Regions from separate parts of the Mus musculus genome. Here region 2 is linked to region 1. The links are chromatin contacts, found by Hi-C or POLR2A ChIA-PET in ENCODE. All regions are on one chromosome and are shown on one strand. The core of a region is the stretch at or near the end of the contact, and the rest is flanking DNA. Distances in the headings are between cores, read along the strand shown. Region 1 overlaps Klhl3 (kelch-like 3). Region 2 holds the start of Klhl3 (kelch-like 3).

Region 1 (6,128 bases), core at 1,941-4,440:
GGGAGTTGAGACAGGGAAAGGAGGGTGTGGGGTGGGAGGAGGAGGAGGAGAGGGAGAGGTATTGAGAGATAGGAGTAGAGGCCGACATGGAGAGGAGGTGAGGGGAATGGGAAGAGAGAGAGGGTAAGGGGCAAGAGTGAGAGCAAGAGAGAGAGGAGGGGGCAAGCAGCCCCTTTCACAGTGAGTCAGGGACCCCTGGCTGTTGCCAGGTAACAGTGGGTGGAGCCTAGATGAACCGCCAACATGGAGTGAGGAGTTTTTAGCTCAGGTTGTATTTAGTTTATGAAGGAGGAACCAGAAGCTCAGAGACTCCTCTCCTCCCCAGGCTGCCCTTGTGTCTCAGGGGGCGAGAGGCCGTTCAGTCTTGGTCACGCAAAGACCCCGAGACCGAGATCGGAGTCTCACCAGAGTGTGGTGATGACATGCAGCGTGCGCCTTTCCCCTCTTTCTCAACCCTGCCTGGCCCTCTGCCATCTGGAGCTGGGAAAGGCAGAGGACCCAAGAGAGGACACGCATACTGTGCTTCAGTTGGGGAGATAATTGGGGAGGGGCAGTCTTGACTTCCACAGATCACGGGGCTGAACAGACAAGGGTACTTACACTCTTCTGCCCTTACAGGAGTGACGGAATTTGTGTGATTCGAAGGGTTAGCTAACGCCCCTCCAGTGATCAGGATGCCCATTTCCCATTGAAGCTCCAGGTTGGAGCTGTCTGGGAGGCTGGCTTGATGATTGCTTGTTGTTTCAACTTAGCCCGACCATTCCTCTTACCTGCCACACCCTTCGCCAGCACTGTCGATGTAACTGCACTGATCCCCTGGTGTCTGCAGTGTAGGGACGAGAGACATCCGTTAAAGAAAGACACGAGTCACGCCTGTGCACAGTCCAGCAGTGAGAGAGGATGCCAGGGGACACTTTGGAGGAAGGAAGGTTTTGGGAAGAATCTTTTTTTAAGAGTTGAGCTTCAAGCTCTGGTTGAGGAATGTGTGGTAGGCAGAAGGATGCTAATGTGGGGTCAGGCGTGGGCGGGCAGATCAAGTGAGGCACATTTCATTGTCCCTGCATAGCCTGCAGTTCCAGGAAGGTCTCCTGGCTTTTATATAGTTACCATAGCACTTTGGGCTAATCTACCATTTGTAGAAATATAGGTCTCACTGTCCTGGCTGGCCTAGAGAGCTCCCTGTGTAGACCAGGCTGGCCTCAAACCCATAGAGATCCACCTCCCTCTGCTTCCTGAGTACTGACACTAAAGGTGTGTGCCGCCAGGCTAAAATGTGTAATTTGGATAATTAGAAAGGTTTTGGTCCTTACTTCCTGACAGGGATAAGATGTTAGGAGCAATATAACAGTAATACATAATAATTTATTGTTAAGGTATTAAGAAATTAAGGCATTAATTAATAAATAAAAATAATAGGTATCTTTCAATAAAAAGGTAATTTTTTACACCTCTGGCCTAACCCTGTGCTGATCTTTCTGTCTTACAAAATGCATTATTTCAAGGTGGTGACAGCAGATACCAGAGAGCTCTATAGAAAGTGACGTCATTACTTTAAAAAAAAAACGAATTTGTGTGTGGGGGGGCAGGGAGAAGGAGGGGCTAGAGCAGTTTAGAGGGATTAGTGAGGAGACAGCCCTGGGCTGCCTTCAGCATGGCCCCTGGTTCTGTCTGAGGAGAAGCCCTTGACTCTGAGTGCTTGCCCTGTGCCTTCCCCCATCTGCTGGGGTCTTTCCACTTCCCTGATACCCTGCTGCAAGTTCAGTCTTCTCCATCCAGCAGAGGTCCTACATAGGTATTCATAAACTGCCCCTGCTCAAACCCTGGCTCCCCTCATTATCTGGCTGTGATACCAAAGCGAGTCAGGTGATCTCTCTAGATGTGGTTGTTGTGACAACAGGGTTTACTTTGACAGGGCTGGTGTGAGGGGTGCACATACTGACATGGCCTTAGAGCAGGGCCTGGCACCTGGTGCACAGTATTACCTAAACAGGGTGATGCCGTCATACGTATACGTATGACATGTACGTAGAAGGCGTTGATGCTGTTGGGGACTGAGGACAGGTGGTCAGGTAGCCGGGTGGGGAGTAGGAGCCATGGTGAAGGGGGCGGGGCAAACCCCATCTGATCTACAGGTGGCTGGCAATTCTCCTAGGGGGGAGCATTCTTTACATACCTCCTGGCTCCTGGGATATGCCCAGAATGCTTGGTGTGGACAGAGGCCTGGACTAGGCACCAGCTATTCTTCGGAGGAGAGGGACCTTTGGACTATCTGTTGAGGATCAAGGGATGTAAAAGCTAGATCTAGAAGGCACAGGGCCACAGGCTGTCCCTCCCGTGTGCTGAGCTGCATGGAAACTCATCTTGTTCCACATTTGGACAGGCATTCAGCACTTTTCTTCTCGAACTATTACTCTGCGCCGGCCAATGATGGCATCCGCAGAGAAGTTGCTGTGACAGGCTGCTTCCCCAAGGAACAGCTGCTCTGTAGGCAGAGACAGATGGAGGGTCTGGTGGAGGTATCCAGGAGGAAGTAGTCACTACTGCCTGATGGGAGGAGAAGGGGCGCAGACCACACTCAGGAAATGTTTGGGCCAGACTCTGGAGGAGAGGGGCTGGTCTGGCTTGCCTTCTGTCTTTGTGCCCATCCCCCTAACCCAGGCTGGGAGTCCCCTGAGGGGCCTACTGAGACTGTCCCTGAGAGTTAAATCTCACCCCTTCCTAGGCGCATGCTTTTGCATGTATGATGTTCAAACAGGCTTAGAAAGCTGAGTAACACAGGGCAGCACAAGAGGAGTGGGGACCTGAACCCGGCTCACTCTGACTAACCCGAGTTAGTTACAAGAGGCTGGGCTGAACTTTTTTTTTTTTTTTTAAGATTTATTTATTTATGTATATGAGTACACCATTGCTCTCTTCAGAGACACCAAAAGAGGGCATTAGATCCCATTACAGAGGGTTGTGAGCCACCATGTGGTTGCTGGGAATTGAACTCAGGACCTCTGGAAGAGCAGTTGGTGCTCTTAACCGCGGAGCCATCTCTCGAGCCCTGAACTCATTTCTTAAGCGAATGACCTGAGCCTAGGTTTCTGCCCCTAGCGGTCAATTATAATCAAAACTGCCAGTGCTAATGGCAGTGCTCACTCCTATAGACGCATCCCCAGCTTGGCTCTCTCCCTAGCCACCACCGTGACCACGCCCACTGTACTGTTGAGCTCGAAGCTCACAGAGCTAAGGTCATTGTCCTCGGTCACATGGCCAGCAAATGGGAACACTGAAAGTGACGCTTTGATCGCCTGCTGCCCACTGCCTGGTCACCTGCACTTTGCTTGTACTCTTTAGTCCTCCCCACCCCGCAGAAGGCTCTAATAAGCACTTCTGGTCTCTCTGGTCGCCCTTCACCTGGCACTCTGGCGGGCGCTCCCCCCTCCCCCAATAGAGTTCCAGGACGAGGTGTTTTCTGAGGCAGGGCATTTCCTCTTGTTTTTGCAAAAGGAAGCAAAGCCTGCGACGGATATCCTCTGCTGTGCTTTCTTGTGATATAGGGAGAGAACAAACAAGACAGGCCCGGCACAGCAGAAGTGGAAGGCTGGCTATTTACAAGCCTAGGGGACCTGTAAACTCCTTGCTGTGGGCCATTCCCGGCTGCTTTAGGAAAGAGGGGCTGAAAGGCAAGCTGGTTGCTTTAGACCCAGGGTAATTTTCCATGCCGATGGGTAGTTCCTGCTAACTCCTCCTTCCTTCAGCGGCCAGCATCCATGCTATGGCTCTCTCTACCCTCACAGTGTATTCAAAGCATGGAGCTGGGCTCAGGAAGTAGAGAAGAGGAAATGCCCCCAAGTCCTGCTGATGTGGAGGATGGGACCGACCTGTTACCTTCCCCTGGGAAGTTGGGTTTGTGTGTATGGCCCTATCTGATAGCGCCTCAGTCTATCCCGGAGCAACAGAGCATGAAAGGTGGCTTATCTCCTGGTCTTCCCATCCTTTCCTTTAATGTCATGGCCTCCTCCAATCTTCTTCCTGTCCAGAATGAAGCTACAGAGGGCAGAAAAGGGCCTTTAGCCATTAGATCACAGCCCGGTTCATTGTGGGAAACCAGGTCCGGGGAGCTCTCAGGTAGGAGGGGCTACTGTCAGGTAGGAGGGGCTACTGTCAGGTAGGAGGGGCCAAGCAAAGCCAGGGTGGGAGTGGACACTCTCATTAGCTCTTGTGTGCTAAGTGAGTTTTGTGAGCTACAGTAGGGAACTTGGAAGCTGTGTGGGTAGTCTGCCCACACAAGTGTTAAGTTAGATTGTAACCTAAGGCACGCGTTCAGGAAATAATTTGTTATTGTACTTCTCAAGCTGGCTGTCATGAGCTTGAAAACTGAAGCCCTGAACTGTGCTGTCTTTCCCGAGGGAAGGAAGGGAGGGTGTGTCTCCGGCATGGTCTTGCTGGGGCTTGGCAGGGAACGCAGCCTGGGTATAGGCAGGAATCTCAACCATCCAGAGAGTTACTGGCAAGAGAAACCCCTCCCCCGCCGCCCTATGCTAGCATAAATAAATGTTCCAGGTTGCCTAGAACTGAAGGGGACCCTCTGAACTTGTCTAAAACTATCAGGGTCAGACAATACGGGATGATTGGTCAGAGGCTCTGCGGGGTCACATTGTGTGGAGCCTTCCACTCCTAGCGTGTACCCAGCGAGAGTGGCAAATGGATCTCCACCTCTCTGGCTGGCAGGGACTAATCTGGTCTTGGGATCTGTATGGCCAGGCCGAGTGGCCCACAGGTTAATTGAGTTTCCAGGTTTATGGCTGCGGAGTTGGGTGGAGGCTGCCTGGCGGGGATGGAGCTCGGGCGGCCAGATTTGGGCTCTCCTTGGGTTCGCCTACAGTTTTACAACTCCGAGGCTAAGTCGATTTTTATCTCTCTCTTCTTCAGAAATGAATCAGTGGGCCAGAAAAGACCAAGGACATTGTGTTAACTCAGTTTTGCTGGGGACACGGCAAGAGGGAGGCAGCGTGTGGGGTGGGAGGAGGGGAGCGGCCTTTCCAGGGAGAAGTAGAAGCTGTTAGACAGGCAAAGCCTTCCCTGTGGACACCTGGCTTAGTGTGATGCACAGTGGAGTTCTTGGTGGCAGAAGTGGATGCATTTGGGCAAGGAGGAGGAACAGGGCACACTGTCCTACAGCACTGGAAGCTCTGGGGTGTCCCTCGGTGCTGTCAGACTAGGATAGTTGGTTACCCCCTGTGGAAGGACAAGGACCAGGCATGATCCTTGTCCAGGGATCGGCTTTAGGCCTTAGCACACAGAGGCGATGGAAGTCTATACGGAGGGCTCAGAGATGTTTTGGGAGAAGATCAGCACCCAGCATTTAAATTATTAAAAACAAAAAAAGGCACGCATTATTCCCCAATTAAAAAGAACAAAAACGTTCATGCCTGCAGCCTCTTCTTCCTGGGGCAAGCCATTATAGATGGTAACAGCTGGAGTTGGTCTGGCTTAGCCTCTCTCCCTGAGAACTGGGGTGGGGTGGGGCAGCTGGGAGGAAGGACAGAGGACCAGGGAATCACTACAAGGAGCTGGTGCCGAGTGGGTGGTTTTCGCTCAAGTTTCTTTTTTGGTAAGATATCCTGGCTGCTGCCTCTCACACAGTGAGAGGGACAGCGGAGCCCAGTGGGGCAGGGCGTTTGTCTTGTTTTTATGATCTAGAGGGCAGGCTGGGCAGCTGTGGGAAGCTTGGCAAGGGTTGGTAGTGAGTGCCCAGCAGGCTTGCTCAAGCCAGTTTCCCCTGGTTCTTAGGAAAAAACATGTGCGCACACACCCAAGCAAGAACTATTCTGTTTTCCATGATGCAGAATAAGTGTCCTGTGACTTTTCCAAAGAGAACTTAGCTCTCCTCTTTGAGCATGCACTCAGAGGACTCCTTCGCTTTTTAACCTGTTGGGAAGGAGGGCCACCCAAGTGCATACTGGCTGGGGTGACTCTCTTCTTTCAGTCAGATGAAACACCATAAAAACAAGACGTGGTTTCTTTTGCTTACTATTGGATCTTAGAACCTTAGCCAGGGTCTGGCACACAGACACGTAGCAGTTAGGTAGTGAGCGACTCAGCAAGAGCCTTCTAAGTGAGAATAGCACACTAAAGTCTTC
Region 2 (6,156 bases), core at 3,418-5,917, 46 kb before region 1:
CTAGAACTCACTCTCTGGCTCAGGCAGGCCTTGAACGTGTCATCTGTATTTAACCTTTTTATGCAAAACGACTAGGTTTTCTTTGGATCAAGAAAAGAATTGAGGGGGGCAGTGGTGGCGCATATCTTTAATCCCAGCACTTGGGAGGCAGAGGCAGGCAGATTTCTGAGTTCGAGGCCAACCTGGTCTACAGAGTGAGTTCCAGGACAGTCAGGGCTACACAGAGAAACCCTGTCTCCAAAAACCAAAAATAAATAAATACATAAGTAAGTAAGTAAATAAATAGAAAATAATAAAAGAAAGAAAAGAATTGAAAGGCAAAGTGAAGGGGAAGATAATGGCAGCCGTTAATTTAAAGCTGAATCAATGTTTGTTCTTGAATCTGTCTGTGAACTGAGGAAGCTGGGGTTTTCTTCCTTTTGTGAGAAGTGTTTTCACTTTTGCTATGAGAGATACACAGGCTTACCAGCAGGGGGCACCAGTTGCGGGCTGCAGCTTTGGGAAGGGAAAGAGTTGTTGGAAAAACTAAAAAGCCCTGAGGGGTGTGCCAGCTGCCTCCTGTGCTGTCTTCACTCTGCCTTTGCTCCAACTCTTGGGTCCAGTGGTTTTCTCACTGGCTAAGCCTGGCTGGTAATCAGAGGACCTTCTTAGAGGAGGCATTTGGAAGCGTTGGATACCAGCTCTATATAAAGTCTTTGGGGGGGGGGGGGTGGATTCCTAAACCGGAAGTGAGGTGGAAAGTATCTGGGACAGGCACCTGAGGGTGTGGTTTCCATGCTCAGCATGCTTGGTTCTCGAGTGGTCTTAAGAAAGTTCCTTTCTAGCTTCGTCTTGATTGGCTCATCTCTAAAGTAGAGGCGTAATAGCAAATGTTAAACCCCAGGCTGTGCAAACCTGTGGGAAGTTTTGGTGTAGAGATAAGGGTGGGCAGTACCTTAGCTCTGGTCTTGTCTGGCCCTTGCTGACTCGTCAGCAGCAAGGCCACTGGGGATGTGTGGTGACTCCACACAATGCCCTCCCCTGCTGAATATTGTTCCATGTTGATCAATGGGTTACAGATGTTTAATATTAATAGCCCTGAAGAAGATAAAGACGACTATGGGACTAGTTAACAACTAGTGGCTGTTAACTAATGCTTTTCCTAGGCTGGAAACTCAGGAACTCAGGACCTCTGGAAGAACAGTCAGTCTCTGCTTCATGCTTCACTCTCATCTTTAAGCCTAGGACTCTTGGAGGTAGCTACTGATATTAATCTCTTCATGTAGAAGGGAAAATGACGTCATGGTTCTGGTAAGAACACCTGCACCGTGCCCTGATAGGATCCTAAAGTCTATTTGGTTTTCTCATCTAGCTGTGTATTCCAGTCACCCATGGGGCTTATTGAAATTCCTCCTTCTGGGCTCTGATGTCATAGGTGTTAGGTAGAACCCTACTACCCAGTATTCTTTTTAATATATAAATTATGCAGAATTTCCACTTCTAGATGTTTTTACAACACAATAATTCCTTTTTAAAAGGTTTTATTTTTTTAGTTATGTGTGTATGTGTATTTGCATATGTGCATGGTTGAATGCAGGTCACTGGGAGCTGGAGTCACAGGTGGTTGTGGCTACATGAGTTGGGCGCCAGGGAACCAAATTCAGGTTCTTGGCAAGAGCAATGCATGCTTCTAACCACAGAGCCATCTCTCTGGCACCCCAAACCATCAAGATAAGGAATATTTTCTCTGTCTCTCTCTTCTGAGACAGGGTTTTTCTGTGTAGCCCCAGCTGTTCTGGAATGTGCTCTGTAGACCAGGCTGGCCTCGAACCCACAGAGATCCACCTGCCTTTGCCTGCCGAGTGCTTTAGATCCTCTGACGCTTACACCTTTAACCAGCTAAGTAAATGGTTCAGATACACAGTGTGCTTCGAGACACGGTGCTGTTAGGGTGCCTGCAGATGTAAGAATGCAAAGCATTGGAAACTTGGAGGGAAAAGCCAGAAAAGAAGAGAAAGGAAAGTTATGGGAATGCACCGTCGGCCCAAGTGTCTCCGGATGAAGTACCAGTGCTGAGAGCTTTGTTGACCAAATCCAGACTGAAAATGTTTTTCTTTCTAACCCTGGTTCTTCTCAAGCCAAGTAAGAGCTGGAGGATTCGGAACAAATTTGGCATGGATGACCGGATGAGTCACTTTGGGATGGAGATCTGGGCTCACCAGGTGCACTTGGGCTAACTGTGGAGGTCGCTCAAGGCATTGGGAAGAACCTGCGGAGTGGGGAGCGGGCTTTGACATAGATTCAGAACAGGTCAAGGATGGGGACTTTCCTCCAGGCAGGAACCACTTTGGTCCTTTTGCGTCTGTCCACTAGAACCCCAAGCAGCCCCTCTTGGGACAGAAGTACAGTCAGGAGCACTAGCCTATACTGAACAGGTCAGACTTTGGCCCACAGTATGCTTGGATAACAGGTAGGAGATGTTAAATGTAGCAGAGACCAGAAAAATATTCCAGTAGCATAGAGAAGGGCCATTGGCTCTGCTACCCTTAGTTCTGGTGGATGGTTTTCCTGGATGGCCATCTCCCTTCCGCCTCATGGAGAATGGGTGGTGTGACGAGTGGGTGTGATCCGACACATCTGGCTGACATCTGGTTTGTCACGTATGGCAAAGGTAGATTGCAAGGGGACCACCTGAGGCTTTATGTTGGCTCTAGTCATTCATTTTGAAGCGTGAGTATATTCCGTCCTTAAGGATTTCCTTCTCAGAGATTTTTCCTCCCCCCTTTCCTGTCTGGCGAAGACGTGAATGAAGGCACCCACAAAGGGAAGTCAGTTTTATATCCCTCCTGTGACTCACCCAGCCGCCTGCCTACCCCAGTGACCTGCCTGCACTCTGGCACGGATTCTGGGATTCCACTTCCTTATTTGCGATGCTCAGCCTCTTGTGGTCCCCATGACTGATGTCCAGAGGAAATATCTGGAACAGAAGCACGAAGCTGATTAGAGGGAGGGAGGGAAGAGGCGGGAGAGAGAGAGGAGGGGTTGACTGTGAACAAGCGAAGACACGGAGCTGCTGGGTGTGAGTGCTCTTCTCGGATGGAGAACGACTCTGGGTTGTGGTCCCAGCTAAGGGGACACTGGTGTGTCTGGGGAGATAAACCTTGAGACTCACACCTCAGCTGGTTCGGGGTCAGAGTGTTCTGTCACGTCCAAGTTATCGACACCTGCTGCGTCTAGACCTGTGTTCCTCCTTTAGCTTGATGGCTTGAACTCTGCGAAACAACTGAAGAAACTTAGCGGGCCCGAACTGTACAAGCAACACGTGCACTTTATATCCTCCTGAGGTTCCCACAGACGCGAGAGTCCAGGAAAGTGGCACCACTAGGCAGATGGCTAGGGCATACCAAGAAGGAAAGCGGGACCTTTGCAACTTTTGTAAACTCGCAATTAGTAGAATTGACAGAGACTTTAGAGAGTGTCCTGGGAATGAAGGATTGAGTGTGAGGTCATAGGCTACCCAGCAGAAGCCCACTCAGCCAGTGCTGCTCTGAGCCTCCAGAGAGGCCGGGTGTATTGGTTGGTGAGGAGTCCTAAAGCAGGGATGGATGGGTACTCGTTTCTGGCTTTTCCTTTCCTGATTGGGGAAGCTTCTGAGAAAATTTTCACCACTAATGGACCCAATTATCTCTAAGCCCTGGTTAGTTCTAGAAGACACAAACTTAGCTTCCGGTCGGCTTTCCACAAGATTGTCTTTAAGCTCGAGAAACAAGGCATGTTAAAAAACAAAAAACAGGGCTGGTGAGATGGCTCAGCAGGTAAGAGCACCCGACTGCTCTTCCGAAGGTCCTGAGTTCAAATCCCAGCAACCACATGGTGGCTCACAACCATCCTCAACGAGATCTGACTCCCTCTTCTGGTGTGTCTGAAGACAGCTACAGTGTACTTACATATAATAAATAAATAAATCTTAAAAAAAAAAACAAAAACAACAAACAAACAAAAAAACCAAAAAAACAAACTCCCCCGGACACTCAGTTAGGGGGAGGTGAGCAATAAGGGCAATACCCTTTGAAGTTTATGTTGGAGGCTACCCGCTGTCACTGGTGTGATTTGGGGAAGGTTTCAGAAGACCTGTGACTTACTGCACTTCCATAAAGACTCAAGGATCAGGGTTAGAGGAGCCATTCCAGGTAGGACCAACATCTAGAGGTTACAGGGCACAGGGGCTTTGGCTGGGAGATGGGGGCTCAGTAGTAGACGTTTTGAGTTGGAGCCACAGCTTGCATAAGGTTCAGTATGGCAGACCTTAGAAAGCGGTTCTGTTGTGGTGTTTTTGTGGTGATCACTGCAATGGTCTTTGGCATTTTGTAATACTGGGGGTTTGTTTCAGTTGCACCTCCCCCTCTCTCCGCACATAACGCATCTGGCCCTGGCTCCCATGTCTAATTCTTCTTATTCATTTCAGTTCTGTGACACCCACACATTCCAACCCACTTGTCTTAATGTCGCATCTCAGAACTACCGTGGGCTCGGGGAGGGGGAATCCGGCAGCGCTGACGTTACTCACAAGTGAATTTTCCCAGGTGGGTAAACTCCATTGCAGGCCACAGAGGGGCCTCCTCATTCCAGCAATCTGGCCAGGCCCACAGACTCACAGCTTAGGAGGAGGAGGAGAGAAGGAGGGGTCAGTTTTTCTCTGTTAGCGTTAGAGAGGATCCCTCTGATCCGCTGTAGTGCAGCCTAGGAGGCAGGAGACTGTGGGGTGGGCTAGTCGCTAGGGCTGGGGATGCCTGAGCAGATGTGGAAACAGCTGGAAAGGTGGCACAGCCCTTGGGTCGCCGCCGCCGCCGCCGAAGCTGTGGCTGTTTCTAGGAGACAGAGGAGAAGCCAGCCTGCGGGGGAGGGGAAGCGAGTGGGTTGCTGCTTTTAGCAGCTGAAAGGGCTGCAGGGAGCTCTGGGTAAGACATTTTCTAGCACCGTCGCTTTTGCGGTAGAAGCCTGCCGCGAGTAAGTCAAGAGGAAGGAGGATTGGGAGGGAGGAGGTCTCAGTTGCAGCCATGCTGAATCACGGTTGCTGATCAGGGTCCCTCACGGGTCTGCTGGGAGAACCCAGCGAGCAGCGCCAGTTCCCGGGTGCATGCACAGTTTGATGACTACTAACCCTGCCGGGCCTCCCACAATGGAGGGCGAAAGGTACGTATGTGTAAGTGTGGTGAGTGCAGTATGCATGTGTAAGAAAACACGAGCGAGCGAGCGAGCGTAAGGTGTAACCACCATTTGTTTGCACCAGCTAGGCAGGTTTGCAGATCCTGGCAACTGCAGAACCCCAAAGCAGAGCGAGGGCAGAAAAGTCTCTTTGGAAACCTTCCTCTTCCAGAGCTCAAAGCTCCAGAGACCCGGCTCTTGCCAAGGGAAATCTGGGTTTGCTGGGCAGTGGAGCACACGGAAAGACGGAACTTCCTGGCCTGTGTTGGGAATAGTCCCGTCTTGAACCGGGATTGCCCTTTTCAGGGAGGCGTTCCTGGTCCTCACAGTGTCTGTCTTTGGTGGGGGGATTTGATGGCACTGCAGAGCTGACCTGGGAGAGGGCACTAGCCTCGTTCATACTGAGGTGGTTGAATTTTCGAGAACCATGCCAAGTGGCTGGCTTTCCTACCTAACCCGGGTCTGTTGTGTGTATGTTGGTGGACACTGGCTTCTGCACTGGCGTAGGTAAGGGAGAAACCCAGTTAGGTGACATTTGCTCACAACCCGTCTCGCCTGTATCAAAAAGTTTGAGAGATGCTGCACGGTCTGTGTCTTCCAGGAGCTCTTGTTTCTCCCTTCATGGACTTTTAATGAAATAGGAACCAACTGGAGGCATTTCAGTACTCGGGTTGAGCAGGAACAGGCTGGCCAGGGTTTGTCTCCCGGCAGGCAGGAGCACAGACAGTTTTCATTTATCCGAGGAGCTGGTCTTCCTATTGTGAAGGTGTTCTGTGCAGGGCCAAGTTTGGCAGACTATGGAGCAGAAGTCTTCGTGCCACCACCTCCTCATCCGTGGGTTGGCACCGAGGGACGGGCTTTACCATTTTCCTTGAGGAGAGAGGATCACAGGGAGAGGCAAGAAGGCTTCCCCTCTAAGTTGTGAGTTGCTGGTTTCACGGGAACGGGCTCCTCTAAACCCGTGAGGTTGCA

The links. A loop is a pair of places that touch in the nucleus more often than their neighbours do. ChIA-PET counts read pairs that join two places held with the same protein, here RNA polymerase II (POLR2A).
Region 2: a loop to region 1 is called in a map of left cerebral cortex, with 4 times the contacts of the local background. The contact joins the promoter of Klhl3 here to the enhancer-like site in region 1. A Hi-C loop is called at or near these places in 11 of 37 maps with a recorded cell type or tissue (T-helper 2 cell, adrenal gland, heart and 1 more). POLR2A ChIA-PET finds 5 or more read pairs at or near these places in 2 of 5 experiments (both embryonic stem cell).

What each region holds. Positions count from the first base shown.
Region 1 is chr13:58,065,019-58,071,146 of GRCm38, reverse strand. All of the region lies in intron 4 of Klhl3 (kelch-like 3), which reads left to right. Among named protein-coding and RNA genes, the nearest start is that of Gm33389, 3.6 kb to the left of the region's middle. Within about 2 kb of position 3,190, at least 3 of the 3 ENCODE cell types and tissues checked have a DNase peak (open chromatin) inside an H3K27ac peak, as active enhancers do; they include heart and left cerebral cortex, where a contact is called at or near this core.
Region 2 is chr13:58,112,158-58,118,313 of GRCm38, reverse strand. Klhl3 (kelch-like 3) reads left to right here and starts at 4,667. Exons shown (of 15, transcript NM_001362415.2): 1 at 4,667-5,172. The coding sequence starts at 5,159. Gm33389 (a long non-coding RNA gene) reads right to left here. Exons shown (of 5, transcript XR_003950588.1): 5 at 5,344-6,156. It overlaps Gm52040 (a long non-coding RNA gene), which reads right to left and starts at 4,614. Exons shown (of 3, transcript XR_003950589.1): 1 at 4,547-4,614; 2 at 3,154-3,251; 3 at 1,511-2,956.